2 separate regions of the Mus musculus genome follow, and region 1 is linked to region 2. A link is a loop called in an ENCODE intact Hi-C map of the cell type or tissue named here. Cell type or tissue: gastrocnemius. All regions are shown on one strand. Links, peaks and the distances in the headings refer to the core of each region. The heading gives the core; the rest is flanking DNA. Region 1 overlaps Ssh2 (slingshot protein phosphatase 2). Region 2 overlaps Ssh2 (slingshot protein phosphatase 2).

Evidence for each region. Peaks named below come from ENCODE experiments on the same cell type or tissue, not always from the same donor. Only the 100,000 strongest peaks of a DNase experiment are listed, where the experiment ranks them.
Region 1: it touches region 2 in a loop (7-fold over the local background); 31 of 42 quality-filtered maps call a loop at or near these places.

The regions. Positions count from the first base shown.
Region 1 is chr11:77,438,998-77,454,704 of GRCm38, reverse strand. Ssh2 (slingshot protein phosphatase 2) reads right to left here. Exons shown (of 15, transcript NM_177710.4): 13 at 12,647-12,847; 14 at 4,483-5,317; 15 at 1-1,315. Among named protein-coding and RNA genes, the nearest start is that of Coro6, 17 kb to the left of the region's middle. In gastrocnemius, for the core only: no CTCF peak of the experiment used is centred there; DNase peaks (open chromatin) are centred at 7,891 and 11,938; H3K4me3 peaks cover 2,621 bases; H3K27ac peaks cover 7,890 bases.
Region 2 is chr11:77,310,267-77,325,973 of GRCm38, reverse strand. The region is part of intron 1 of Ssh2 (slingshot protein phosphatase 2); the gene reads right to left. Among named protein-coding and RNA genes, the nearest start is that of Gm24989, 73 kb to the right of the region's middle. In gastrocnemius, for the core only: a CTCF peak has its summit at 8,109 (motif pointing left); DNase peaks (open chromatin) are centred at 8,096 and 10,457; H3K27ac peaks cover 268 bases.

The sequences.
Region 1 (15,707 bases), core at 4,747-12,746, 130 kb before region 2:
GCCCCCGGCTGTCCTCCCAGCTAGCCTGCTCTGGAGACAGTTCATTGTCAGTGGCACTGCTTTGCTCTGTGCAGCCTTCCAGGTGAACCACAGAGTGGGGAAGCAAATAATCCAAGCTGAAAGATGCTCCCTGGGTACTGCAGCTGACAAAAGGTGCTGCTGTCTTGAAGGGTGTGGATGGGCAGTCCCCTTTGTCTTGCGGGCTACTTAACATAGGGTTTGGGTCAGCGGGCCTGTCACACTCTGAGGAAGAATGAGGCAGAGGTAGCACTTGGGGATGCAGAGAAACTTGACTGGGCTCCAGAGTCCTGTTCAGATTTTCATCCAGCGCACAAAACATAGTGATAGACTGCTCCATCTTCACTTTCCTCAGTCCTTGTTTCTCACCCTCTTTGCTGGGTGTCGCCTCACCTCCTGGCTCGGTGTGACCCAGTGATGTAACTGTCGGCGTATACTCAATGATTTCTATTTTCTTGGGAAGGGGGAGAAGGATGGCCTGTGTGTCACATTCCTGGTTTGGAACCACAGCCCTCTGCTTCTTTAGGTCTCCTTCCTGCTTCTTACTTCTACTATCTGACCCTAGGCAGTCCTGAGGAGCCGGCAAGGAATGATGCTCCAGCAGCTCACAGTCTGGCATGGTGGGATTACGCTCACAGTGGGATAGTGATCCGGCTTCAGAACCACTGCATTTCCCTTTACCCTTGCTCGGCTCGGCTTCTTTGAGGAAAAATGAATGTTCTGGGGTAGTTTCATCACTTTTCCATTTTGGCATTAAGTCTGCCACAGAAGAATCATTCTTAGAGTTTTTGCGATTGGATAATGTGGGGCCTGCAGAGGCTGTACCATGGTTCTCTTGCTCTTGTCGCAAGCGCTCTTCAAACTCCAGGGTGGCTCGCCTCACAGACCCAGGGCACCACTTAGCACCAGAGTGCATCCCTGGGCCCCAGTCATGTTCCCCCTCAACTGGTTCTTCTTCTTCCAAGTCTGCTGTGGATGAGTGTGTGGTCAGACAGCCTTCCTCCGGGGCACACTTCCCTGAGTCTCTAGCTAGTTCTGGCTGGACACTACAGAAACTCTCATCCTGCTCCCAATGTCCAGGTTTGCTCTCAGGGGCTGGCACCCTCTCCAGGGGCAGCTCATGAATGGTGCTCTTCTTTGGTGTGTGGCATGGGTTAGAGAGGATGTCTCCTTTTAACTGAACCTGCCCAACTCCTTGACTAATGGACTCAATTTCAGTCACAATTTCTTTGACTGAAATTGCATTTTCTGAGTGAGATTGCATGATGATGTCTGGGCTGACAAGTTCGGTGATTGCCTATGAAGAGAAAATAGTGAGACAGTTATGGCAAATTGTGGCCTCACTGAAAGTGCTAGTATCTCACTTAGTAACCCTGTGATCAGAGAGAACATAAGTTACGGTGCCAAGTGCGTAGGCTCACTGTGCTGTCAGACCACAGGCACAAAGCAGGATTCATCAAGACAGGAGGCAGAAAACGCATTATAAGGTACACCGCTGTTTACTAAATTTTGTTCTGTTTACCCAAGCAAGATTTTAATTTAGGACTTTGTTTTAAAATGTGCAAATAGCTATGGGGGCTTTTATAACCCATATTTTCATAGTACTACTAGCATCCAGGACTTAGACCATAAGGAAATAAGTGAAACCTTTTCCTAGCTGGCTTATTAACTTCTAATATGTAACTTACCCAGGTGGTGAGAGTTCTTTCAAATGCTTGGTGGTCAGTATAAGACAGGGTAAGATGGATATGTCTGCCATCTGATGTACAATCTGAAGATTTACTGCTATTTTCTCTCTTAATAGCTTTCAACACATCACCCTCATCACTGTTCCTCCTGGATGGGAGAATGTGCTTTGTATCTGACCTCACAATCTCTAAATTTCTTTCTTCTTCTCTTTCTGTCTTTCTCTTTTTCTTTCAAGATTTTTAAGTCTTATGTGTAGTGTATGAATGTTTGCCTGATGGATCTATGTGCACCATATGCATGCTTAGTGCTCTCCTAGTTGGAGAATGCATCTGACCCTGGAAATAGAATTATGAATAGTTATGAGCTACCATATAGGTGCTAGCAATCAAACCTAGGTCTTCTGCAAGAACAGGTACTTTAAACTGATAAGCCATCACTCTAGCCCCTTCCTTCTTTCCTTCCTTCCTTCCTTCCTTCCTTCCTTCCTTCCTTCCTTCCCTCACCTCCTCACCTCCTCTCCTCAGGGTTTCTCTGTATAGCCCTGGCTATCCTGGAACTTACTCTGTAGACCAGGCTCTGCCTCCTGAGTGTTGGGATTAAAGATGTCTGCCACCACTTTTCTTTTCTGAGACAGGAGAACTCATTACATAGACTAAGTCTTGAACTCAGAGATCTGCTTGTCTTTGCCTCTCTCTAGTACTGAGATTAAAAGCATGTACCCCACACCTGGCAACAATCTTTAAACTTTATGCGGCTCCTTCTGGGAAAGGTAGATTCTCAAGGGAATCCCTCTACTTCTTTACAAGGTAGATATTTTACTCCTGTCCAAGGCAATAATTCCCATGGATTTAAGACAAGACTCTCCCAATCCCCCCTTCCCCTGCAAATCAGGTTCCACTGCAAAAAAGAAAAAAAAAAGAAAAATTTAACTACAAAATCTATACATGGTCCTTTTTAAAGTCAGTATAGTATGACTATCAGTCTCTTTTGTTAACATTTAGGAATTGTGCTGGTCTTTATCCTTTAGAAGAGTCTTAGCTGGTATAAACTAACAAGGTCAGTCTTGCCTTTGGGGAGAATCTGCCAGGACATCAAGCAGAGGTGATCTTGGCAGAACTGGTGAGCCTGGTATGTGCACGGGCCATGGAAGGAGTACTCATATGACCAAGGACTCAGTAGGAAGGCTATTTCTGTCAATGCCACTACACTGACTGGTTCATAAAGAGAGCGCAAATGTTCTGACTTCCCATAGAAATACAACAAACACAACAGAAGTAGTATTTTTGGAGAAGAAATAGCAGATGAAGGCAAAGTAGGAGGAAAAGACCAGATCTCAGGTATCTAACCAAGGTTGGTGATAAAAACTCAGTTGGTAAAGTGCTTGTCTGCTCTGCACAGGACCCTGGGCTAAATCCCTAGTACTGCAAAATAAATGCATAATGAGGTCCATTAAGATCATTAAGGCAAGTTTTGTATGTTAGAGTAAACTTGAGACTTTGTTGAGACTTTGTCTTAAAACAGACAGACAGACAAAACAAAGCAACTTTTTTTTTTAACCATCTATGGCATTTCCTCTTTCTTCTGAAATAGTTTATAAGAAATCATTCATCACCAGGCATGGTGGCTCATGCCTTAAATCCCAGCACTTGGGTGGCAGAGGCAGGCAGATCTCTGAGTTCGAGGCCAGTCTCGTACCACTGGGTAAATTGCAGGAAGGCCAAGGCTACACAGAGAAACTTTTCTTGAAAAACAAAACAAGACAAAACAAAACAAAACAAAACATATGCCACTTGGGAATCTTAGGATTCTGGCTGCTCCCCCAAATTTATCCTCCCAAATGACCGTTTGCTTTTTAAGCTCCATAGGACTGGAGACAAAGTCTCTGGTCAGCATCACTGAGCTCAGCACAGATAATCTTGCTACTCCAGCAACTATTTACAAGTGTCTAGCTTGTGAACTTCCGGAGACAAAATGTTTCCCAAACAAACCCATCTTCTCAGATGCCATTTCACTCAGGTGGCACTGTGGCACCTCATCACTGCTCAGCTTTGACCTGAGCCCCAGGGTCCACAGAACTGCCTTTGGCTAGTTCTATTCTGGCATCATCTCCTTTCAGAAATGCTTCCAACAGGGGATGGAAAGATGGCTCAGAGGCTAAGGGCACTTGCTGCTTTTGCAGACAACCTGAGTTTGATTCTCAGCACCTACATAGTGGCTCACAACCATCTATAATTCCAGTTTCAGGGAAACTGAAGCCCTCTCCTGACTTCTGTGGGCACCAGGAACACATGCAGTGCACATTTATACATGCAGACAAAATATCATAATGCACATAAAATAAATCTAAAGTGACATCAAAGCCTAAAAAGATAAAATCCTTAAAAAGCCTCGTTTCAAAGGAAGGTCTCAGCTGGATTGTTTTACCATCTACTAGGGAAATCTTTACTAACATCAAGAGTGAATCTAAGGGCTGAAGAAAAGGCTCAGTGTTAAGAGCGTGTACAGAGGACGAGAGCTCAGTCCGCAGCACCTATGGTAGGCAGCTCACAAGCCCCTGCAACTCAAGCTCTCTGGGCACCTTTGCTCATGTGAACTGCCAGCTCACACATATATTAATGAAATAAAGGTTAGGGCCGGGGGTAAAGCTCAGTGGTGTAGCCTGGCTGAGCATGGGTGACCCCCTACCCAGCCTCTCAAAGGCATTAACACAGCAAAGTCTCCAATAGTTTCTTGGGTGAGAATTTCATTAAATAGAAAACCATAAAGCAGTTTTACCTTCGACTGGTCCTCATCCACAGAAGACTCTTCAGAGGCGTGGGGCGTATTACTCAAAGAGCTGCTTCTCTGGTCATCAGCTGCCATTTCTGAAGCTGCCACTTCTATCACTGACAAACGACAGCCCTCACTCCTTCCTCCACCTAATTCTTCTATCCTTGAGTGAGAAAAAGACCGAGACCGGGTTTCTTGAGAAAGCTCTACAAATTTCTCCAGGGCACTAAAAAAGTCAATACGATCTGTACTAAAATCTGAGATGGCAGCTTGGCAACTGGCTTGGGGGCTTGGTGACTCCAGATCAGGTGACATGGGGAGGTCTTTCAGTCGAGATGTCAACTCTTCCATTGGCAGTAGGTGGACATTCATGTCTGCTTTCAGTGCGTCTGTCTCCAGATCTTCCACAGCTAAGTCTGGGAACTTGTTGGCAATGTCTGGGGCCTGTCCAGGTTGGAGTAAGGCTTTAGACGCATGGCAGTTGTCAAGAGGGAGTTTTGATTCACTGAGACAACACCCTGATGAGCATCCATTGATGTCATTTAAATTTAATTCATCTTCAATCTGTCCGGCACGAAACTCTTGTGAAGAAAACTCCAAGCAGATGACTCTTTCTTTGGTGTGTAGTCCTTTCTGATTTGCATCTTGTGGGACCACATGTTCCATAAAGACGGTAGGCATGGCAGCAAGGTTCTCCACAGTCTTCACCTCAGCGATCTGGTCTGCTGACGTGGTCATCTCCTTCTTGTTGAGCTCGAGCCCAGGTTTACAGATGGGTTCGTGGTGGTCTGAAAGGTCACTATCTGAATGAGATCTCCAGAGTTTGTTATGCCGCTGTTTGCTGTGAACAACACAAACAGGTTTGTGAAAACAGTCAACATCCTTCCTGGGGAAACCACACCCAGAGAAACTTATCTCCTGCGAATCCTTGCTCCTATTCACTGGACCAAGACAAAAGAACACTGCAACTTATATGAACAAAACCCAAAGCAAACAGCAATAATGGCTAAGATCTGAATTGTTTCTCGAGACAGAGCTTCACTAGAGTCCCGGCTGACTTGGACGAAACTCCTGCCATCTCTTGGGTAGACCAGTCTGCCTCAAACTCGTAGATATTTCTCTGCCTCTGCCTCCAGAGTGTTGAGATCTGACTTTTTTTCTGTAATCAGATTAATGGTACCTGAAATTGTTGTTAACAGTCACTATTGATAATCAAGTTCTCTCATGGCATGGGTAAGTGTGACCTGTTGACTTCAATCTTTTTAACGTCTTTTACTGTGTTAATGATGGGACAACAAGTGGAGATATGAGGACAACTTGAAATAGTTGGTTCTCTCACTCCATCACCTGAGTCCTAGGGAATCTGTCTCAAGTTGTCAGGCATAGTGGCAAGCACCTTACCTGATGGGCTATCTCACAGGCCCTGTCAAGTGTAGCAATAGTTCTCCAAATTTAATCTTTAAATAATCAGTTCTTCCTGTTAGAAGTTTTCTTGAGGAAATATTTTAAGGGTATATGGTTTTTACACACACACACACACACACACACACACACACACACACACACACATATAACTGGGGTTCAGTTCCTAGTAACCACATAGTGGCTCAAAACCATCTTTAACTCCAGCTCCAGGAGATCTGATATCCTTTTCTAGCCTTCAAAGGCACATGGGTACCAAACATACATTCAGGCAAAACATCATACACATAGTGGCTCAAAACCATCTTTAACTTCAGCTCCAGGAGATCTGATATCCTTTTCTAGCCTTCAAAGGCACATGGGTACCAAACATACATTCAGGCAAAACATCATACACATAAAATAAGATAAATAAATCTGCTCCTCTCAAGACACAGGGATCTATGTAGAAGAGTAGGCAGAAAAGATTATAAGAGCCAGAGGTGGGGGAATGACTTGAAGAAACAACGTCTTCCAGACATGACAGGGCTGCCTCACATACAAACTCAGACTGTGACAGCACACACAGACCTGCATAAGTTCAGATAAAACCTCTCAGCACAGAGAAAGGGACACAAAGTCCTATTCCTAACCAAGAAGCTATTTGCAATAGGTATTTGCTGGGAAAGGGGAAATCAGTTTTCTCCACTAGGGTGGCACTGGATATATCAACTATGCTCTAGAGCAGGCTTCAACACAACATGGGTACTATGGTTTTGGGGTGCTATTTGTCTTACTGGTTTTTGTTTGTTTTGACCTATGCCATCTTTTTTTTTTTTTTTTAAAGAGGGAAAGAAAGGTAGGAAGGTGGAAGAAGATTTGGGAGTTGGGGGAGGGGAAGGAATACAATCAAAATTTACACAGTTTTTTAAAAAATTAAAATATCTAAAATCTTTAAAAAAATGTTTAACAATTTAACCAGAAATAAAACAAAACAACCCCCCAACCTAAAGAACATATAAGTTACTCAAAAAGCAATAATCTTTTGGAGGTTTATTATTGGAATAAGAGCTTATGTATTAGCTTTTGTTGCTGGGCAGATGTGGGGGAATGGTGATCAGGATCCTTCTTATTTTTATTTGTGAGGATGACCATAGAGGTCAGAAGAGGAGTCAGATCTCTAGAAGCTACCCCAGTATGGGTGCTGGATACCAAAGTGGGTTGTTGAGCCTTCTATCCAGCTCCCCCGTGATCAGTCTTTTGTATGTGTTTGAAACAGGATCTATGTGGCCTTTGCTGACCTGGAGCTCACTATGTAGAACTGGCTAGTCTTGAATTCACAGAGCTCCACCTGCCTCTGCCTCCTGAGCGCTGGGATTAAAGGCGTGTACCACCATGTCTGGCTAAGGTGATCATTAAGTTAGAAAATAAAGGAGGCCTAGTAAATGTGGATTGAATATGCTGTTATAGAATGAAGAGGATGAGTATAGAGGACAAGCCTTTCCCAAAAGATCTTAGAACTTGAGACAACACTTAGGAAAATGTGGTCCAAAGAGGGCTCTTTATCAACCCCAGAGATCACTACATAGTCATTCTTTGGTTATTTCATGAAGTGCAGTCTGAGATGGGGACAAGTTTACTTCAAACTACATGCTTATAAAGGAAACACAATTATCAAAGCCCCAGCCAAAATATCTCAGCTGCCTGTACCGTTGGTCAGGATCACCTGCCCAGGGATTAGATCCTAAATATGGTGCTTGACAGTCCCCATGATTTAATAGCAGACAAAGAGTTACCTAACTTCTGGGTGGAAGGGGAAACTCAGTTTCAAACAACTTGCCCGTGGCTTGGGGCCACACGAGGGTTCTGCTGAGTCATGTGCCTACACTGATGTGACCCTGTTTCTTCTCAGCTCTACACCTGCTCTCAGCTCCCTCTGCCGTCTGCTGCTTGGGTGGGGCGCTCGACTCAGGCCTTCACAGCAGAGGGTGCTTTCCGTCAGAGAGAACAGGTCAAATCTGTTTATGAAGACAAGCTATAATCAGCTGGCTGGGTGTACAGTAGAGCTTTACCCTTTTCAAGCTGCATGACCTCTAGCCACCCCTAGGAGGAGACAACATAACACATATCACACATCTCAAGTAAGGGAGAGGCAAGCTGACTGCTTTGAGAAAGCATGGACTAAACTGTATTATTACCAACCAAGGCCAGTTTGCTTCCTGTGTGAGGTTCTTTTCTTAGTTCTGGAGGCCTTTGTTTCCAGGCCTAAATACCACCTGTGCTTTCTGATTTCCACACTGTCACTCATTGTGGGGTTGTGCAAATGGGTCTTCTCATTCAGCACCATAAGAGAAGTCCTGTGATGATGGCTGAGGAGACAGCTTGGAGGGTAGCTGTTCTCAGCCATCTGACAAAGTATGTCAGATATAAAACAGCAGCTGATAATTAGCCAACAAACAAATGAGAAGTTTCCATAATCTCAACAATTCCCCAAAGTATAGTTTTTTGTTTTTGTTTTTGTTTTTTTAAATGCTGGCGAATTGCTTATCAGTCAGGGCTGGGGAGATAGCTCCGTGGTTAAGAATGATTGCTCTTGCAGGGGAGTTAGCTTCAATTCTTAGCACCCACATGGTGATTCACAACCATCTATAACATCCAGAGAATCATGCCCTCTTCTGACCTCCATGGGTACCAATCATGCATGTGGTGCATAAACATGAACATAGGCAGACACTCATACATACAAGGAATAAACCTAGTACACTGAAGTGCTGTATCAGTCACGAGGGGATACAGATGGGAGCTGTGCTAGTGAGGAGCGAGCTAACATCACAGCCTGCTGCTCAGCAGGGACTTCCTTCTCTTCTTGGGGGTTGATGATCATCAGAAAATACTCCTTTGAGCCTTGGGAATACAATTGACACCTACTTATAAGAGAGTAAGAAATAGCATTGGAAATGTAAATGAGGAAAATACCTAATAAAAATATTAAAAAAAGAGAGAGAGTAAGAGAAAGAAAATCTAATCCAAAGACTGGCCTGAGGCAGAGTGGTAGGCACACTAACACAGTCCAGCGACCACCATCACTGCTACAGCACCACAACCTTCACGTGCTCCCTGCTGACCTGTAACCTCCTCCCTCCTGAGCTCTGTGCTGATCATCTGTCCCTTCCTCTCCCTTAAAATGTTATTGCAGGTGGTTTTAAAAATTAACTAATTTTAAGATCGAATCTTACTACACAGCCCAGGCTATCATGCAACTCACTATATGAAGAGCAAGCTGGCCTTGAATTTACTGAGATCTGCCTGCCTCTCTCTGCTGAGATTAGGGGCATGCCCACCACACCCGACCATAAAACATTATTTTGGCTAAAATGTTTTCAAGCTCCATCACTGTATGTAAATTTATTTTCATAAAGTGAAATAAATGTTTCACAATTAGTTTGTCCATATGGTTGACAAATAGTCTTAGCTACTATAAACATTGCCAGGGACATTCTTGTAGCTGCTAAGACTTCAGTCTCTCAGAGGTGTCATGCAATAGAGTGTAATATATGGGTCATGGGGCATGTGTGCATCACTGGTTTGCTGGGAACACTAGATTGCTTTTCAGTTAGGCTCTGCCTGGTGTATTCTAATGCTTTGACATGGACAGTACTTGGCACACAACAGTAGATCATATCTATTATTTTAAACTGGTAATTTCTAATCCAGCTGACCCCCACCTCCCATTCTAGGCAGGCAAGTAAATAAACAAGCTGCCAAAAAGGAACTTCAGAGTTGGCTTATGGCCTAGATGATGCAACCACGCCTCAGATCTCCCCTCCTTCGAGTGGCCCCTGACCTGAATTTGGAATCATGTAAACACAGGCACACATATGACTAGGCTACTCTGGGAAACAGTTTAGTTTTCTTATTTATTAGATGAGCAGAAAAAATGTAATTGATAAGATATATAAGACATTCTATTCTCTTCCTTCTGCTTTCTTGCTACATGTTAGGTAATAGCATCAACTCTTTAAGAAATGTATACAGAAGAAAGTATTGCTAGAAGTGTAGGGCTAGGAGACTGAGGTTGGCCGTGGTTACCTTCTAGGGGACTAGGAAAGCAGTGTTGGCACTTCCATGAGTTGTGCATGGTCCTGGATATTTTCAATTATTTAGCCAGAAAGCTATTTTAAAAAATCCTTTTAAGCCACAACTAGGCTTGGCTGTCATGGGACCAGAAATCCATGTCCTTTCATTTCAGGCTCCTTGCTCTGGGCTGACAGCTATGTCTAACTAGACTGCTCTCCACCAGAAAACCAGGATAAGAAGAGAGCCCTGCTATCTCTGGCCCTCATAACCAAAGTGGACATGTCTGAGGACATGACATACAAATTCTCTCTAGCTTTCCTCCCTAGTTTTCCTCCTGTCCCCTTTACACTGGAACCTAATACCAAAGACACATGGTTCAACTTGCAAATGGTCTGCTTGAAATTTGAACCTGTCTGATAGAGCATAAATCTGGCAGATGCTTGTGGTAGCAGGAAGAGCTTTATAACTCGCTCTTCTTGCTACCACCCCACAACTATTAAAACAGAAAAAAAATACAACATGAAAAATACCAACAGTTTAATTATACCATCCTTCTTAGGTCTTCAAGAGGAAGAGTAAACCAGCCTTTTCTAAGCTACCAATGATATTTTGAGAGATGTAAGAAGTTCTTTGCATTTCTGACATATTGCTGTGGCCCTCATGCTCTCACTAAGACTGTAATCAACTGAGATGTTACTATAGAAATAGGTTACTCAGAGGTCACTGCACCAAGAAGCTCCCTCCAACAGACAACAGCTGGCACAACCAGCCAAGTACCCAGCGCTGCTCTGTGTAACTACAGTTAGAGGATGCTGGGATCACAACTCTTACTCTCTGAGAGCCACCATGTGTTTCCTATGATGTGAAAACAAGATCCAGAAAAAAATACTATTAAGGAACAACCAAACTTTGGAAGTTGTCTCTGTCTAACTGCCTTTCAGAGAGTTCCCCCTTCCTCTGTAGACCACTCCACACAGGTGACACCAGTGAAATGGAGGGACAGTGAGGCTTAGTTGGATTTGGTTCTAGAACATTCTTTATGAGCAGTCCTGGCGGTCAAAAGTGGCCTAAATGATATCCCTAACCTGGACATCACAACACAAGAGATTCCAGAGATACTTTTCATGCCATTTTTCTGGGGAGTTGGTATGACTGTGATGGTTGGAGGCAGGTTAATGTCAGTGGAGAAGGAAAAAAAGAACATATATGAATGTATGCTTTTTTGGTAATCATGGAGAGAAGAAATGATGAGAAACAACCTTTAACACATAGTGGTATATATATATAAAGAATGACTTAAACACTTGGGAGATGAGGCAGGAGGCTTAGGTGCTTTGACTACATAGTAGGTTCAAGGCTAGCTTAGGGTATGTGATAGCCTGTCTTTAAAAAAACCAAAATGTGTTATTTTATGAAAAAAAAAAAAAACCCAAGAAACCAAAAACAAAACAGTAAACAGAGATCTACAGACAGGGTCTCTCTATGTGGTCCTTTCTGTCCTAGAGTTTGATATGTATACCAGGCTGGCCTTGAACCTACAGAGAACTGCATGTATCCAAGTGCTGGAGTTAAAGGCACTGCATATTGCCTTCTCTAACTCTAAACTTCATATTGATGTTTTAATTTTACAGATGGGGGTCAAGTGGGGACTAGAAACACCAAGTAACTTCTGAAGGTTGCAGCATACGGGTGAACTAGGAACAGAAACCAGATCTAATGATGCAAATTCTGTGTTTTTTCCTGTCTGGAGTTTGCCCTCCCTTTATGAATCAGGCTCAGGAAGTCGGGATGGAACAGAAAAGGAAAGGAAAAGGAAAGAGGAAGTGTGATATTCTGGTTTATGCTGCCCTTCATATCCTCATTTAAATTTTTTTCCTGAGATTCCTTTAACATCTAAGAAAAACCACATATTGGGGGAGGTATACTGGGGAAGGGAAACCAACCCAACAGCTTGCAGTAGCCTGGGGCTCCAGAATAAATACTGAAGTTGGCAGGACACGTAGCGTCCTTCCTCTCAGGAGGTCACATGAGGACATTGCCTAACATCCGTTATGTGTGTGTCTGGGAACATGTAATATTTATGTTCTCCTCAAATGCTTAGGTACCTTTTCCTTGTGCCAAAAAGAACCCCCGTGCCCTATCCTCTGATTTAATGTGAAAGTATCATCAGAGTTGGTGCTAGAGACCTGGAACTTCTGTGAAACAGAGGATTGGGTATTTCCCAGCTTCTCAAGACAGAGGCTCAGATGAAATCATTCCAAATGCTGAGTAAATGGGAGGGAGGGCTGTTAGTGGAAACCATAATGCTATGCTGTGGTCACATTTTCACAATTCTTTGGGGCTGGAGGGTGGCCCCTCTGCGTGGATAGGCTGGAAGGCTATTTAACATTTTGTTCTGTGGAAACATAGCCCAGATTTGAGAGTCAAGATCAAGTCATGAGACTTGCTGGAGTCAAACCCTGGCACCAGCTGCAACTGCTTTTAGACAGCTGTGCTATTGCTCTAAAAACACAGCCTAGAACTGTTCACAGGGAAGCAAACCAAGTCTATCAAGCCAGAGGATTTCAGCCTGTGACAGCTCAAGAAGTTGATTCTCAAGTCATTTACCATATGATGCAAGAGTAGCTGAAGGAGATTTTTTAACTCTGAAAGGTAATGGAATGAGAGGCAAAGAAAGCCACTCACAACCCACCTGGCCAGCAAGATCCCTTGGTATTCTTCCAGTTGTCTCATGAAGCTGGGGTTAGGCTTGGTCACCGTTCGTCTTTCCTTCACATAGTCATAGGCTCGATCCAGATTCCATCCATACTCCTTCATTGCATAGGCAATCACAGTGGAGGCTGAGCGACTCACCCCCATTTTGCAGTGCACAAGACATTTAGATCCATGTTTCCTAGTTGGGAAAGTGAAGTGAAAAAGGACGCTGATAGTACAGTGTAAGAGCTGGGGTTCAGGTTCCTGTATTGCCCTCCCATTCCTTTTTTTTTTTTTTTTTTTTTTTTGCTATGCAATGTTCTCATCTTGGTACATCCATGTGCCTCTATGATCAAATATGAGGATTAAGTAGGCAGCTTTAACTGTACTCTTAAATAATATTTGTCTGTCTGTTTTTTGAGACAAGATTAATCTTAGTAGCCCTGGCTGTCCCGGAATGAACAAACCCTGTAGACCAGTCTGGCCTTGAACCCATACATTCACCTGCCTCTTCCTCCCCAGTGCTAGGATTAAAGGTGTGGCGCCACCACTGCTGAACTCTCTTTTTTTCACTTTTAATATTAAGCCTATTAATCCACTCAGTAAAGATTTATCAAGTATTTACCATATATAAGTTAATGTACTAGGTGCTAGACACAAACTTAAGTTAACACACAACTTCTATACTAAAGGGTAGGCGGGAATTAGAGAAACAGACAATTAAAATTCAATGTTGTAGCACACTGAACGTCCCAGTGTAGGGAGGAGCTCATTCCTGTGTGGTGGGGGCCGCGTCCCTCACAGCCCTCAGGCTCCGGAGTTAAGGTGTGGTAATGACTCATCATCTGATTTGTGCTAATAGAGTTATTTCTAGTTAAGTTCCCAGGAAGGGCTCTGTCCCGGGAGGAAAGCATAGATGAAGCATAGATGTTTTTTCTCTATTCTAGAGATCACTTTCCACACACTATCACAACCCCAGGGAACTAAGGAAAGCACGTGACGTATCACATGTCATTCTCAGTGTTCAGGTGAAATGAACGAGAGCTGCCTGTTTGTATTTTGCACGCTCTGAAGTGAACTCAGGGCTCCACACATACTCTGAGGGCCTGCACTATCACTGAGCTACACCCCAGTCCCTGTGGGCTTTTAATACAAGGGAAAACGACGCTACCACAAAGCAAACAAAATACCTCAGTCTCACTGGGTCAAAGCTAGTCATCATTCAGAACTGTTCAGTAATGTTCTAATTCTAACAATGTAGTGTTCCAGCACAAACTAACTCTTCAAGGATCAGCTAAATGCATGAATAAACTTACGGATCTGCTGATCACATCTCCAGCTGTTGAAGAGGGAATATTTTAAAAACTGGAGAAAAAGAACTGTTACTATTATGGATACTACTCATGGGCTCTAGAATCCTTTCCAGTAACTGTTCCAATAAATCAAAACACGGACATGTGAGCCAAAGCAGAGAAGCTGTTCATGTGCTCACTGGCTATACTGCTAGTTGACGCTTTGCGATTCTGCAGTCATGAGCTACAAGAATGACTGAGGAATTATCAGTGCAAATGAGCCCGAGGTGACTTGCCCAAACGAATGAGCAGATAAGCTACAGGAATGCAAAGTATGGAATGGACTAATTTTTCTGAATTTTAAGACCTGTATTGTTATTTGTGCACGTGTGGGTGGGCGGGCATCTGAGTGTGGTGGTACATGTATGATACACGTGTGGAGCTCAGAGGATGACTTGGAGGGGTCAGGCCTCTCAACTTCTACCAAGTGGGCTCCGGGATTAAACTCAGCCTTGGCAGCAAGCCATCTCGCTGGTCCTTACGACAGAGGTTTTTATTAGACTATTGTTAGGAAGCCGATGCACAGAAATTCAGAAAAAAAAATTAGACATGCGTTCTATGTTTTCCAAATGATCTCTAAAAACATCAAATTTTAGGCCTTTGCTTATAGGTATGGCAAGTGCTTCAACTTGGACAAGCCTAAATAAAATAGAATTTATTCCCTATGGAAGTACCTTTTCAACTTTTACTTTTTTCTTATCATTTTTTTTTTTTTTTTTTTTGGACAGGGTTTTTCTGTGTAGCCTCTGCTGTCCTGGAACTTGGTATGTAGACCAAGCTGGCCTTGAACTCAAAGGTCCACCTGCCTCTGACTCTGGAGTGCTGGGATTAAAGGTGTGCATTTCTTTGGCATTTTTCAATTGGGCTTTTTAACTATTCAGCTTCTAACTTGTTTAAGAAGGATCTCAAGTTAGTTTTCACTTATCCCACACATTTCAATTTCACCCCTTAGTCCCTGTATACAATTGTGTAGACTAAGCTTGCATTATAACATTAGGAGTAGGGTCCTGTAGAAGAGATATATAAAGAGGCACTTTGTCTCAGACTCTGGCCTGAACTTGGAAGCTCATGAACAACTGCCTCCATTGCCACCTTGGTGCTTATGGTGATTTTGGTTGACAACTGGACTACATCTGGAATGACCTAAAACCCCAAAATGGCTGGGCACACCTGTGAAGGAGTTTTGCTTAACTAAATCATCTGAAGAGGGAAGATTTACTTCTAATTATCTTTGAGGTGGGAAGACCCACCTCTAATCTGGGCCACTGCTGGCAGCCACTGGCATTAGAGCCTATTTCTTCAGGATTCCAGTGTATACTGAAGACCAGCTTTGGTATCCAGCCTCATGGATTGAACAACTACTGGGTTCTTGAATTTTTTGTTTATGTGCAGTCACTGTTGGGTTAGCTCAACTGCAGCCTGCAAGTTTGTAACCCTGACTAATACAGATTTTTGGTGCCCAAAGTGGTTCTAGAGGGGCTGGAGAGATGGCTCAGTGATTAAGAGTACTGACTGTTCTTCCAGAGGTCCTGAGTTCAATTCCCAGAAACTACATGGTGGCTCGCAAACCACCTTTGGGATCTGACAGCCTCTTTGGTGTGTCTGAAGACAGCCACAGTGTACTCATGTAAATTATATATATATATATATATATTAAAGTGGTACTAGAGCAACAGAAGTATAAGGATTAATCTTTTAAACAACTGG
Region 2 (15,707 bases), core at 3,604-11,603:
TATATTCATCATGGTTTAGAACATGTAACAGGATAAATGAATGTAATTAGAAACATGGACTCAGGACTGGTGAGATGGTTTAGTGAGTTAAGGGCCTTCCCCCTGAGCCTGACAGCAAGAGCTGGTGGAAGATGAGAACTGACTCTTGCAAGTTGTTATCTGATTGCCACATATGTGCTGTGGCATACATTCACAAACACACACATATACACTATACATAATTATGCTGTGTTAATAGTAAACTGTAGGTTTTTTGTGGCACATTAAATAATAGGGTCTTAACTCAAGGAAACTTAGTCTTAATAAATATTTTATCAATTAAGAAAGCAAAACTCAGATGAAAGGATGGACTATCTAGAGACTACCCCACCCAGGGATCCATCTCACAATCAGCCACGAAACCCAGACACTATTGCATATGCCAGCAAGATTTTGCTGAAGGGACCCTGATATAGCTGTCTCGTATGAGGCTATGCCAGTGCCTGGCAAATACAGAAGTGGATGCTCACAGTCATCTATAGGATGGAACAAGGTCCCCCAATGGAGAAGCTAGAGAAAGCACCCAGGGAACTGAAGGGGTCTGCAACCCTATAGGTGGAACAACAATATGAAATAACCAGTACCCCAAGAGCTCGTGTCTCTAGCTGCATATGTAGTAGAAGATGGCCTAGTCAGTCATCACTGGGAAGAGAGGCCCCTTGGTATTGCAAACTTTATATGACAGTACAGGGGAACGCCAAGGCCAAGAAGTGGGAGTGGGTGGGCAGGGGAGCAGGGTGAGGGGAGGGTATAGGGAACTTTCAGGATAGCATTTGAAATGTAAATAAAGAAAATATCTAATAAAAAAATAAGAAAAGAAAGCAAAACTCAGTCTGGAGAGATGGCTCAGCAGTTAAGAGCACTGACTGCTCTTCCAGAGGTCCTGAGTTCAATTCCCAGCAACCACATGGTGGCTCCCAACCATCTGTTATGGGATCTGACGCCCTTCTGGTGTGTCTGAAGATAGTGACAGTGTTCTCACATACATAAAATAAATAACTCTTAAAAAGAAAAGAAAAGAAAAGAAGAGAAAAAAAGTAAGTAAAACTCGTAGAAGGGAAATAGTGAAAGCAAAATTCACAAAAGGAAATAGTTGCCCAAAGAAACTTTGATGCTTTAATTAAAACTACCAGTATACTCCTTTCTGCTTTGAAAACTATCATTTACCTATTCCTAACCTACACTGGGGACTAGTTAGGTTACTATAACATGTAGATCTTCAAAGAGACAAGGATATTGATGATGGAAAAATTAAGAAAGATGATAGAGTTAATGACATGCTGAGGACTTTTTTCCTTTTCATTTTCTTCTTAATTTTAATATTTGTTCTGTTACCACTTTTGCCCAATTTGGAAACACAGAAGCAGTAAGAGAAAAATAATCTTAAATAATGTGTGTACTGTTTGCCAGTAAGCAGCCTACATTTTGCAGTTTATGCAGCCATCCATCCCACTCACCTCTTCATTATCCACCGCCATTCCTGGGCATCCATGGTCAACTCTTACTGTTTATTCCTATGCTGTTTTAAATATTGATCCTACTTTATCACTGCTAATATTTCTGATAGAAAAGGAGCACTGCAGAGATTTTGCTCCTAAAAGGAAGTACAGGGTGTCCTAGTGCATGACAACCTTTGCTATAGAATAGGTTTTAGGGTCAGAAGATATTATCTTTAGGAATTCAGAAATAGTGTGGTGATTTGAATATGCTTGGCCCATGGGATGTGATACTATAAGGCAGTGTGGCTTTGTTAGAGTAGGGTAGGCCTTGTTGGAAGAAGTTTGTCACTGTGGGGGGTGGGCTTTCAAACACTCCTTCTAGCTGCCTGGAATACAATCTTCCTGGTTGCTTTCACATCAAGATGTAGAACTTTGAGCTTTGTCTCCAACACCATGTCTGCCTGGACACTGTCATGCTTCTTGTCATGATGATAACGGATAGAACCTCTGAAACTGTGAGCAAGCCCCAATTAAATGTTTGCCTTTATAAGAGTTGCCTTGGGAATTTATGAAATTCCTAGCCAAATGGATGGACCTGGAGGGCATCATCCTGAGTGAGGTAACACATTCACAAAGGAACTCACACAATATGTACTCACTGATAAGTGGATATTAGCCCAAAACCTAGGATACCCAAGATATAAGATACAATTTCCTAAACACATGAAACTCAAGAAAAATGAAGACTGAAGTGTGGACACTATGCCCCTCCTTAGAAGTGGGAACAAAACACCTTGGAAGGAGTTACAGAGACAAAGTTTGGAGCTGAGATGAAAAGATGGACCATGTAGAGACTGCCATATCCAGGGATCCACCCCATAATCAGCATCCAAACGCTAACACCATTGCATACACTAGCAAGATTTTATCGAAAGGACCCAGATGTAGCTGTCTCTTGTGAGACTATGCCGGGGCCTAGCAAACACAGAAGTGGATGCTCACAGTCAGCTAATGGATGGATCACAGGGCTCCCAATGGAGGAGCTAGAGAAAGTACCCAAGGAGCTAAAGGGATCTGCAACCCTATAGGTGAAACAACATTATGAACTAACCAGTACCCCGGAGCTCTTGACTCTAGCTGCATATGTATCAAAAGATGGCCTAGTCTGCCATCACTGGAAAGAGAGGCCCATTGGACACGCAAACTTTATATGCCCCAGTACAGGGGAACGCCAGGGCCAAAAAGGGGGAGTGGGTGGGTAGGGGAGTGGGGGTGGGTGGCTACGGGGGACTTTTGGTATAGCATTGGAAATGTAAATAAGCTAAATACCTAATAAAAAATGGAAAAAAAAAAAGAGTTGCCTTGGTTATGGTGTCTCTTCATAGCAGTGGAAACTCTAAGACAAAAGGATGTTAAAATAGAAAAGAACTATCTTTTTGAATTAACTCACAGAACCTGGAAAGCTTACAAAAATTTAAATGAAGAGTCATGTGGTGGCACACACCCTTTATCCCAGCATTCAGGAGGCACAGGTAGGTGGAGCCTTAGACCTTGCTAGCCAGTCTAGCAAACCAGTAAGCTTCAGGTTCAGTGAGGGACCCAGTCTCAAAATAAGGTGGAGAAGTGATAAGATTCCTAGGTCAAATCTGGCCACCACATACACGCGCACGCACACACACACACACACACACACACACACACACACGTATATGGAGACACACATACTCACAGATAAAAATATGCCCAAAGAGCTTAATAAATAAAATTGATTTCTTGGGATATAATCTAAGAAATAGTGCTTCCTTATTATTACTGATAAATATCCCTCAAATTCTGATATATTCCTCATATTTTTATCATATGAAATAGTACATAATGAAGAATACTTTAACATACTTAAGTAAGGAGGAAAAGTAGTAAAGGGAACATTCCCACTTAAGTGCTGGAATAGTATCCATACCTTGTATTCTTATTTATTTCCCATTTATATCTTCCTCCATGTTGCAACTATCATGGTAAAGCTTATAATTTTCTTATTTTTCACTCAATTGTATTGTAAGAATATCTCAAACACATAGAAAAGTTGATATGCCTTAAAGTAAACCTGTGTATTCAATCTTTAGTTTTACTAAAAACATTCTTTCTCACTTGTTTCATTATTTATTTGATCTGGTCATCCATCAACCCATTCTTTTTCTTTTCACTTTTATTGAGATTTGGTCTGTCTAAAGTCTTGCTGACCTAGCAAGCATAAGCATCAGATTTAATCATATCCTTGTCACAAAACATTACACCTTGTTACTGAAAAAAAAAAAGACAAATAACCTACTTGTTCTGAACACTAAAAATTAACAGAAGGCTGGAGGGACTGCTGCTAAACTTGTTACTCTTAGGACCAGGCATAGGACCCAAGGCTTGGTTCCCAGCACCCACATGATGACTCATAATCATCTGTAAAGTCCAGTTTCAGAGGACCTGGCACCATCTTCTGATCTCTAAAGGAATCAAACACACATGGGATGTACATTTATACATACATGCAGTCAAAACACTCATATACATAAAATATAATTTTTTTAAATACCAGGAGAAAAGTGTAGGATAACTTTTAGTTTTGTTGTGGGCAAAATAACTTGATACAGAAGAAAGAAAGCTAATCAATTAAATGATCATCTTACACACACACACACACACACACTCATGCCATTTTATTTTCAGAGCTTTATTGTTAAGCAGATTTTATTTAAAATGTGTGATGATTTCTTGATAGAAAAAAATGATCAGGAAACAGGATGGTAGGTGATTCTAGATGTGCATTCAACTATAGATTGAAAGACATGTATTCTTACCAACCTGTCTAATACTTGCACATAAAAATAGGTCACTGTAATGTGGTTAATTTCCATTGACTGGATTTAGAATAATCCAGAAGACACATTTTTGGGCATTTCTGTGACAGTGTTTATAGAGATACTTAATTAAGGAGGAAGGACTCAACCTAAACAGGGTAGCACCCTCCCACGGGGGTGGGATCTAAGACTGAGTAAGAGGAAGGAGAAATCCTGATAAGCATCAGCATTTGTCTCTTTTTACAGCCTCACTAGGATAACATAAGCAGCTGCTGCAAGCTCCTGCTACTAAAGAGCCACCACACCCTTCCCACCATGATGGATAGTATTCCCTTTAAAAATGTGAGTTGCTTTCTGTCACAGCAATAAAAAAGATAACTAATACAGTCTGGGGAAAGTGTAAGCACCCAAGCCTCATTTGCAGAGACACAGGCTGTGAAAAACAATGGGTGGTCCAAAGTGTAAGCAATAGTTTCCCCGAATTCCTTTTAGTTTCCATATGTTCCAATATTGTATATTCATTTATTATTCTCCTGACTTGTTCCTGCTCTTATATCACCATGGATGACCCTTCTTCCCTGTTGTATATTCTTCACCAGTGTTGTGGTACTCTGTACTGTGTCTCTGTCCTTCACCTACCTAAGGCATTCTCTAATTGGCTTTAATAAAAATCCAATAGTCAACAAGTTGGGTAAGAAGTGGAAGGTAGGACTTCCTGGGAGGAAGAAAGGAACTCTGGGAGGAAGAAGGCAGAAAGCCTTTACACCAGGACATGGGAGGAGACAGATATGATCACAGGCCTAGAAAGTGTAACTCATCACCTTCTGGCTGGCTGGAGCTAGGTAGTTAGTTTAACTTAGGTGATGTATTGGCTAGTTCTGTGTCAACTTGACACAGCTGGGGTTATCACAGAGAAAGGAGCTTCAGTTGAGGAAATGCCTCCATGAGATACAACTGTCAGGCATTTTCTCAATTAGTGATCAAGGGGGAAAGGCCCCTTGTGGGTGGGACCATCTCTGGGCTGGTAGTCTTGGGTTCTATAAGAGAGCAGGCTGAGCAAGCCAGGGGAGGCAAGCCAGTAAAGAACATCCCTCCATGGCCTCTGCATCGGCTCCTGCTTTCTGACCTGCTTGAGTTCCAGTCCTGACTTCCTTGGTGATGAACAGCAGTATGGAAGTGTAAGCTGAATAAACCCTTTCCTCCCCAACTTGCTTCTTGGTCATGATGTTTGTGCAGGAATAGAAACCCTGACTAAGACAGGTGAGCTAGTTGAGAGTGTACCCAGCCAAGGCCTAAGGCTTTGAAATATTAAAAGGTCTCTGTGTGGTTATTTGGGAAAAAACTGGTTAGGGAATAATTTCCACTGTAGTAATTTCCACCACTAATCAATATATACAGAATATAATAATCATTTAATCTTCACACCAGTCTTCAAAGCTTGTTTCTTGTGTGTGTGTGTGTGTGTGTGTGTGTGTGTGTGTGTTTCAAGACAGGGTTTCTCTGTGTAGCCCTGGCTGTCCTGGAACTCACTCTGTAGACCAGGCTGGCCTCGAACTCAGAAATCCGCCTGCCTCTGCCTCCCAAGTGCTGGGATTAAAGGTGTTACCACCACCACTGCCCAGCTCAAAGTTGGTTTCAAATGCCAGACATTAATGCTATTTCTTCTATCACCTGGAAATATCTGTTTCCCTCCAATTCTATCTTTACTCTAGCACCATCCAGTTCTGTTTCTAGGTTATGAGTGGGTTCTTCATTTATCTTTCACCATTAAACTGTAAGGTTTTTTTTTGTTTGTTTGATTTGTTTTGTTTTGTTTTAGTTCAAGAACCATGCCTAATCCCACCTGTCATCACAGTGCCCTAGGTACAAGATGGGACTAGAGGAAGAGGCAAAATCAAGTGGCTGTAGTGATTAACTAGTGAGATTTCTTATAGGCAAACACTTAAAACCAACTGGTTATACATTTCCAGCAAGTATGGACTATGTATTTGCAACCTGTTAGCTTTAACAAGTTTGAAGAACTTTGTTGTGTTGCTTGTTTTTTCAGGAGGTGATTTGGGCCCTAAGGCTTTCCTTTTGGCTAAGCAAACAATTTACTTGTTTTTATTTCTGTATGCATACATTCAATATCAACTCACCAATGTCTTATTTTCTAGCCAGTAAATAAGACTGATCCTTATCCTTGGATATTTCACATTGTAACTCAAGGAGAAAGTTCTATTAAAAATGTTAATTGCCTCACTTGGACCAAAGCAAAGTTGGACAGTATAGCATAGAAGCATCAGAGGAAGAAATAACTCTAGGATTGGAAAGTGTTTTAGCTAAGTTAACTTTTACGTTGGGCTTGAACTAGAAAGTTTTGTCAAGTAGTAAAAGCAGACTTATTTCAGGCAGAGGCACAAAGAACCGAAAATGTTACAGGCTATCTGATCACACTGTGTATCTCAAGATTGTGTTATTTACTGAAGGAAAAAAAAAAAAAAAAGACCTGTTTCTAGTCATGATATGGCTCAGCATTAGCACACAACTTTAATTTGTCTGGCAGGAATACAGACTTACCCTGAATCCCAAACAATGAAGATAAATTTAGTTTGTAGAAAGAAGCACCCATGTTTGAAAGTGATATCTAATTGGTGGCAAACAAAGTGATGAATCAGAGAAATATTTGACAGAATAGGATCTGCCCAACTCTCAAAGGAGAGAGGAAAGGGAAGCTACTTAAGTGTGCAGTGCAGAGAGAGAGGAAGTAGAAAGGAGGCAGTTTTACCAGGACAGTTATAAAGAGAGGTTTCAGAGAGGGAACATGGTAGACACAGGTGAAGACAGAACAAACCAGAGAATAAGGAGCCAAAAGATCAGAATATACTGCCAAAGTTTGTATTATACAAAACAGAGCAATTTAGGAGAAGCTGAGAGAAGCCAGATTGAATCAATTAATGTAAAGCCAAGTTTTGAGCCAGGAACAGCTGAGTTGACTAGCCAGCCAGAGTTCAGAAAGACCTAGAAAGGGTGAGCTTATTTAGCAGTGACAACATTCTAGGCTTAGATAAGATTCTATAGAGGCTAGAGGCTTCTAGGACTAGGCCTAGGTTAGCAGAAAAAGGCAGTAAAAATAAGAGATGACAATTACTATAGGAGAATAAAAGTTACTTTTACAAGAATAAGTGGAAACAAGTTTCACATTTGAGGAGCATTGAGTAGTTGTGCATTGCTGGAACAAAGGTAGAATTGGGGGTTAAAGCTATCAAGTAGTCTTACTGTTATGGTTCCACAATGCTAGGTATCCTACCATGACAGCTCTATAGCCAGGAAACTGGATTATCCATTAACTAGATATGGTAGATATAATTTATCAGTTTTCTCTGCCCTTGGCAATAAACTAATAATGGGGGGGGGCTAGGGGGTGTCAGGAAAAAAATCAATAGTGGCCTTTTAAGAGGAAGTGTGCACTTTGGAACTAAAGATAGTGCTGTGCTTCTGGTCTGTGGAAGCAGGAGGATGTAAAGGCACTGTGACAACTCTACTGGTTGTCACCATGGCTGGATTTAAAGGTGTCTAGAACTGGTGAAAGGCATCTGAGTGAATGTGGAGATGTGTACAGAGAGGACTAACATGTGAGAGCAAGTAGGGAGTGGGGAGATCCACTCTTAAGTGTGGACGGTCCCTCCCAAATGGCATCCCAGTTGAAAAAGGAAGAAGCCAGAGGAAAGCAGCAAATGCTTGCCCCGGCTCATTTCTATTTGAATGATTCATCTATATTTGCTGCCATCTACTGACAACAAACTCCATTGTCTTCAGTCATTCCTTATAGACCAGTGGCTCTCCAGGGAGCTCTCAGGCTTTCTGCACTAGATTGGAACTGCTAACACGTCCCATCTACTGTTTTGAGAACTTGGTCCTGTGTGCTGTGTTGCACCAGAGAATATACGTCTATGAACATGCTTTGTGTGTGTGTGTGAATTCGGTTGGTTCTGTATCTCTAGAAAACTCTGCTTAATACAGGTACCATTCCTAGTGTTTGGATTACTTGTTAAGAGAAAGCTTAGCCTATTTCCTAGGAGCAAAGAAAATGGAGGTGAAACCAGTTGCATAGATTATTAATTGGTTTGTAACAAATGAATCCCAGGAGCACTTAGCTGGGTGTTCACTCAATACTTATTATTCACTCAGTGCTGTTGTACAGCGAATACATGAAGATCCAAGCAGCTTCAGTCTCACAACTGTTGTTTTGACCTGGATGGCTGTAAAACTGAAGGTACATTGCAGTGCCTAATGTGAGCTCTAATATGGCTTGGGCCCCCTCAAAGGAGAGTAGTTTCAGGGTTGGCTTCTTGCATAGCAGCCCAGGGCTCTAAAAGGATGCTAGGCTTGGAGCTGGCAATAGTGTAATGCCACTATGTTACACTCTCTTGATGCATTAAAGGACAACCCAGATTCCAGGAGAGGAACTAGATTCCTCTTCTGGGGAAGCAGCAGCAAAGAATCTGCAGTCATCTTCAAGCACCTCTTCCAATTCTGGTGACTAGCTAGCTGAACATGTGGGCACAAGGAACAGGACAGAACACCAAGAAAGAATGTTGATACTGGCTGGAATCAGGAGCCAGACCAAAAATTCAACCTATTCATACTTTATAAAAATATAACATCTAGTAAAGTAAAAATAAGTTAAAGTATGCAACAATTGCAAATGAAGTCAAAGTCATATCTTACTCCTATTATGACAGGATTAAAAGAAAACCTAAATAAAGCTTTCTTGCCTATCAGTTGAAGCAACAGGAAATTTTTGTGAGTTACCCGCTATTTATGAAGCATTTTGTTTTTTAGATTATTTGTGAGATCCAAGTGCAGGTCCTCATGAAGGCTAGAAGAATGTGTTAATGCTCTGCAGTTAACAGATGGTTGTGAGCTGCCAGATGTGGGAGTTGAGAATCAAACTCAGGTCTTCTGCAAAAGCAGTACTTACTCCTAACTGCTGAAATCTGTTTAGCCTAAATATTTTCCTTAAATTACTACAAAATATAAACTAGTACAACGCCTATGATCCTGGGAGACAGAGACAAGAGGATCCTAATTTTTAGACTAGCCTGTGATACAATAGAGTTCCAGCCCAGCCTAAGCTACATGGAGAGAACCTGTCTAAAAGGGGGTAAGTGGAGGGAGGCTGGGGACATACCAGTGATAGAATGCTTGTCTAATATGCCCAACACTGGAACTGTAAAACCAAAACAACTAAATCAGCTGCTTCCTCAAAGACTAAAGCTTGATTCAAATTTCATTAAAACAATTGCAATTCTGAAAAATAAAATGTCCTCAGTCAACAGCTTTTGAAGAGGCATAGTCCAGCTCAGAGGAAACTGAGTTGCTGTGGGGAGCTTTCGCTGGGTGTCTTCTATCTATAATCCTTATTCTGCATATATGTATACATATACATATATATAGTATTACCTATTTATAGTGCTTACTGTGCACTTGTAATATTATCTTTTCTACTGATAATCAGTTCCTCGGGTTTTTTAATTAAAAACTGTATTATTATGGAGGGCAACATGTGTGTCTATTGAGTATTGCTAAAATTCCTTCACTGGAGGAGACTGTTTATGTCTATATAGAGACAATATAAAAATATTATGCCTATATAAATATAGAGAACATAAAATACATATAGACAAGTTACCCCATCCTCCTGCAATCCCAAGCTGAGGCATTGCTCTACCAAAGTTCATCGGGGAACCAATGGTTTATTAAGCTTGCTTACAGCAATGGATGAGGGGCTGCCACACCCTCACCCATGACTCACCCACGGTTGTGTTGACAGAGACCCCTGGTCCTTTCCACCTGACAGTCCCTGAGACCTTGAGACTATTTAGGGCAGAATTGGATACAACTGGTTGGGAAAGGTGTCTGAATACTCAGGTGAGAGTCCCATGACCTTCCATGTTCCTCCTATGAGAGAATGTCAGAGGTCAACAAACACAGTTGTGATCTTTGCAAGTCAGTCGAACAGAACACGGGAAGATGGCAGCAAGTGTGTGGCTCAGATGCAACGCTGTGGCTTCCACAGACCTAACAGATGGTCAGGCTTGCCGAGCACATGTCTTAACCATTTCACAGCTCAGTTCCTTGGCTTTAAGATGCAACAAGTCAGCCCTGTGGTGGTGCATGACTTTAATCCAAGCATTCTGACCATCGATTTGGGGATGGGGGGTGTTGTCCAGTGCAGAAGCAGGTACGTCTCTGAGTTCAAGGCCACCCTGGTCTACAGAGCGAGTTCCAGGAATGCCAGGGCTACACAGAAAAACTGTTACTGGTTTTCCTGCTGGTCCCCTTTTAGAACAGCATTAGCAACAACACTGTCTCCATACCTCCTGCCTGCAGGTTTTTATTCTTTAGTTCTAGGGTAGAACCAGTTATGTGCCATAGCTGATTTGTTAGGTTTAATTGTTATAGAATTTTTAGGAACTTTGTGAGACTCACCCTGGTGGCCTGAAATTGGCACAGTGGAAATGCTTATCAGAAAAATTAACAAATATTATATAAATCCGTTGCCACTCTGAACACTGGCTTTTTAAAGAATTGACCAGCATTTTGCAAAGTATGAGGCCAGGGAGTGTGTACTTTAAAAAAAATCTTTACAAAGCTAGGCATGGTAGTACTGAGATGCCAAAGCTTTTAAATTCAGACTCTATTTTAGAGAACCTGACCTAAGTTTGAACTTAGGTAGACTAACAGGCTGCTATAGCATTAGTTTCCAAGTTGCCCCCCAACTAACAGGCTGCTATAGCATTAGTTTCCAAGTTGCCCCCCAACAGATCCTGAGCCTAGCTCCAGTCTCTAAGCTAATCCCCAACAAGAGCATAGTTTCCAGGTTATTCCCCCAACAAACCTGCACCCCCAGGTTACAAGCCCACCTTCTACCTAATGATCACCAATGCAGAGGGGAGCAGAAGTTAAATTTATGATCTGACTCCCAGCACCAGACAATTATTTTAAAGGCCACAGGAACTTTCCAATTAGATGTTTGCACACGTATTCTGTGCTTGCTGCTTACTATAAAGCCTTGCCCTGATAGATGTTCTAGCCCCCCCCCCCAAACCATCCTGTGTGACAGTGGTGTGTTGGGGGGAGGGGGTGGCGAGCTAGTTCGAATAGAATAAAAGACTCTTCTGTGAGTTGCATCAGATTGGCTCCTGTGTGTGCTCTTGGGGAGCGCTAACATTTCCCTGGCATAACGGTACATGCCTGTAATCCCAGTGCTCACGAGGCTTAGGCGGGAGGATAATGAGTTCAAGATCAGTCTGGGCTATAAAGAGAAGAACTGTCTAAAAATACTGAGAAACAGTAAGTGTGGACGACTTCATCTTAAAGGCTTCAAAAGACGATTAAAAATACAGTCTACTCTGTCAAGGCAATGGTGATAGGTATGAGGGGGATCAGTGTGTTCATGGAAACTCAGCCTTCTAAAAGGATGTATTTATATCCCTTTGCCCTGTAAGGGCAGGAATTTGTCAGCACAGTGCCTGGCTTATATAAGATTGTCCAGATAATACTAGAGGAAGTAAATACAGTCCAGAGCATTTACAGTTCTAGGAAATAGTAAAATGAAGAATAAACCTTAGACTCCTTTCACTATGTCATGTTCTTTATTCCTATTAAATTACTAGTCATATGCTTGGCTTATCAACACATGAGGAGTGTTTAAGTGAGGGGTGGAGAGTAAGCAGCCAGTTTTTAAGAGAGAACCCTGCTTTTGTGCCACTATCTGGTTCTCAGTCCTTTCATGACACTTACTTCATCAGAACCTAGAATAAGTGCCTTGTAGGTTTGATCAGCACCTCATTTTTCAGATGCTGAAACTGTCTCATGGAAGTGAAACACTTTGCTCAACATCTAAAGTTAGCTTTCTGTCTGGGAAGGCATTTTGTCAGAACAAGCTGTTCCTTTTGCATTAAAAGTATGTTCCAGGTATGCCGCTAGGGACGATCCTTAGACTCTGCCTGATTTTGTTTCCTTTACTTAAGTAAAATGCTAGATCCCATTCCTTGGACACCCCATACGTGTAGCTCAAGCTCTCAATGTGATCTTCCCATTTGTTCTCCAGCCAGGACACACTGGTATAAAATAACTAATTGTTAAATGCTTAGATATTTCCATGTGGTGAACAGTAGCTTGTTAGAGCCCCTCTAAAAGTTCAAAATCCAGACAGGTTAATGTCTGGCACAGCAGGGGACTTCCAGACCCTATTCTAGGTTAGTCAAAATGGTTGACTGTGCCATATAAGTTATCTTCTTCTATACCAATAGCCACATTGTTTTCCTGCTTTCTAAACCCTGTTTATTTTGTTTTTGGTGTGGGAGATTTAGCCCAGAACCTCACACAAGTAAGCACATGCTCTATCATTGAGCCAAATCCCCATCTGTTCTCTAAACTTTGATTCAAAACTTAACTCTGACCTGACATTCACCCCTGGACAGTGCCTGTGTGTTCCTGCTATCTCTACTGTCTGGTCTCTTACCTATAGCTAGTTCTTTGCCTATAACCATGCTCCAATTGCTGACTGAGTCTGGTTTGAGTGCTGCTAGTTCTTTGCTACACAATTTACCATGCTTCCATAAGGATTTAAATTAGAAAAGGAACTGAAAACAGACCTTTCTTTAATATTAAGCATGCTAATATTTGTGGATCTGAAGAATTAGATTAGGATTAAATGGGATTACAAATTGAAACATTACTTAAAAGGATAGGAACACCTGCAAAGGATTTTTTTTTAAAACCAATTATTTCTAAACATGACTTTTCCAAACTTTCTAAAGTTGTTTTCAAATTAGGGAGTAAACAAAAGCAGTTAATGGCTTTGGCCAGAAAGAAATGAAAATATTTAAGATGTAGGCATTTAGCTATGATAGTTGTACTAGTCAGAAATGAACTGCTATCTAAACTGTTCTCAGATTCACTACACAGCAGAAGATGAATGGCCTTTAGCTTCCAGCCCTGTCTCTTCCTCCAGAGGGCTAAGGTTATAGGTGTGAGCTACCATGCCTGATTTTAAGAGGTGCTAGGGTTTGAACCCTTGACTTAGTGCATGCTACACGATCACTACCAATAAAGCTACATCCTCATCCCACTTGAATAGGAAATATACTTATTGGGAGATGCTGGAGTCTATAGAAGACAGAGGAGACTTTGAGACAATACTGTATTCACAAAGTTCATCTGCCTGCAGAGGTTAGGTTGTTATATTTGGAAAGTTGATACAGTTTTTAAACTTTTTATTAATTCTTTGTGAATTTTATATCATGCACCCCAACCCCACTCATTTCCCTGTCTCTCCATATCTACTCTCTGCCCTTGAAATCTCCCCCCCCCCAAAAAAAACCCAAAATAAAAATAAGTCCTGCCTACATGATGGCAAGGGTAAAGATGGAGCAGAAACTGAGGGAATGGCCAACCAATGATGGGTTTAGCTTGAGATCCATCCCATGAGAGAGCCCATCTCTGACAGTTCTAATGATAATCTGCTGTACTTGAAGACAGGAGCCTAGCATAAGTCATCTGAAGGGCTTCACATAGCAACTTTTGGAAACAAATTAAGAGACCCACAGCCAAACATTAGATGGAGCTTGGGGAATCCTATGGAAGAGGGGGAAGAAGGATTGAAGGAGTCAGAGGGGCCAAGGACACCACACGAAAACATACAGAATCAACTAACCTGGGCCCATAGGGACCCACAGAGACTTGATCACCAAACAGAGATCATGCATGGAATGGACCTATGCACATATGTAACAGTTGGGCAGCTTGGTCTTCATGTGGAACTCCTAACAGCAAGAGCAGGGCCTGTCTCTGACTCTGTTGCCTGCCTTTGGACTCCTTTCCCCTAACTGGACACCTATTAGCCTTAATAGGAGGAGATGGGCCTAGTCCTATTGCAGCTTGGAATGCCTAGGTGGCTGATATCCATGGGAGGCCGCCCCTTTTCTGAGTAGAAAGAGAAGACTGGAGGATGAAGGGCAGGGTAGGTGGGGGGGGGGAACTGTGAGAGAGTGGAAGCTTTGATAGGGATGTAAATTAATTAATAGGAAAAGAAAAATATGGCAATACTGTAGGGCATTTTCTCAATTAGTGATTGGTGTGGGAGGGCCCAGTACATTGTGAATGAGGTCACCCCTAGACTGATAAGAAAAAACATATTGTCATGGAAACTGTAGTGTGTCAGTGTGTCACATAGTGTACCTTTTTGCCTAAACAGCTTTTCTTACAGATGTTTATCACAATTGGTCATTGGTCTGGTTTGAAGCCTCTGGCTTCAGCTACATTATCAATATTGGATCCTCACAGGACTTTTATAGGATATCTTGTTGCCCTGTGTCATGGAGATCCTGTAGCTTCAGTTCTGCAGGAGCAGCTCCTTCCCATGCTCCAGCAGTTCACAGAAGGTAGATGGTGGGGAGGGCCAATTAAACATCTTGGATGGTAGCTGACCTGATCAGCCTGCTAGCTCTCCTGCACCCATGCCACCATGGCCAACTCTCCAGCACTGCCCTGGTAAGGAGCAGGTCAGCTTTCCCAGGCCCATGGTATCAGGCCCAGCTCTACCATGCTGTTCAGGCTTGGGGACAGGCTAACTCTCTCACCTGCCAAAGGTGGCTAGGGACTGGGCCATCTCTTCCATACCCACGTCACAAGGGCCAGTTCCAGTGTGCTTCCTAGGAATGTGTGGGCTCACTCTCCCAAGTGCTGCAGCTGATGAGGGGATTCAAATTTTTAATTAAATATTTTATTAAAAATGAAAGTTTCCTAGAAGGACCCTCCAGAATGCACCAGAGACCTGGAAGGTAAGAGACTCTCAGAACTCAAAGTGAGGGACCTTAGATGAAATGACCAACAGAGTGAACTTATAGAGCCCACCTCCAGTAGGAAGACAGGAGATCAAGTGAGAGATGAGGTTGCCACCCCACAGTCACAACTCTGACTCATAATTGTTCCTGTCTGAAAGAATTACAGGGATGGAAATGGAGAGGAGCCTGAGGAAAAGAAGGTCCAGCGACAGGCCCAAAGTGAGATCCAGCTCAAGGGGAGGTCCCAAGGCCTGACACTATTACTGAGGCTATGGAGAGTTCACAAAAAGGGACCTAGCATGACCACACTCTGAAAGACCCAACAAGCAGCTGAAAGAGTCAGATGCAGATGTTTGCACCCAACCAATAGACAGAAGCAGCTGACCCCTGTTGTTGAATTAGAGATGGCTGAAAGAAGCTGAGGAGAAGGGTGATTCTGTAGGAGGACCAGCAGTCTCAGTTAATCTGGACCCCTAAGATTTCTCAAACACTGGACCACCAAACAGACAGCATACACCAGCTGATATGAGGCCCCCAACACACAT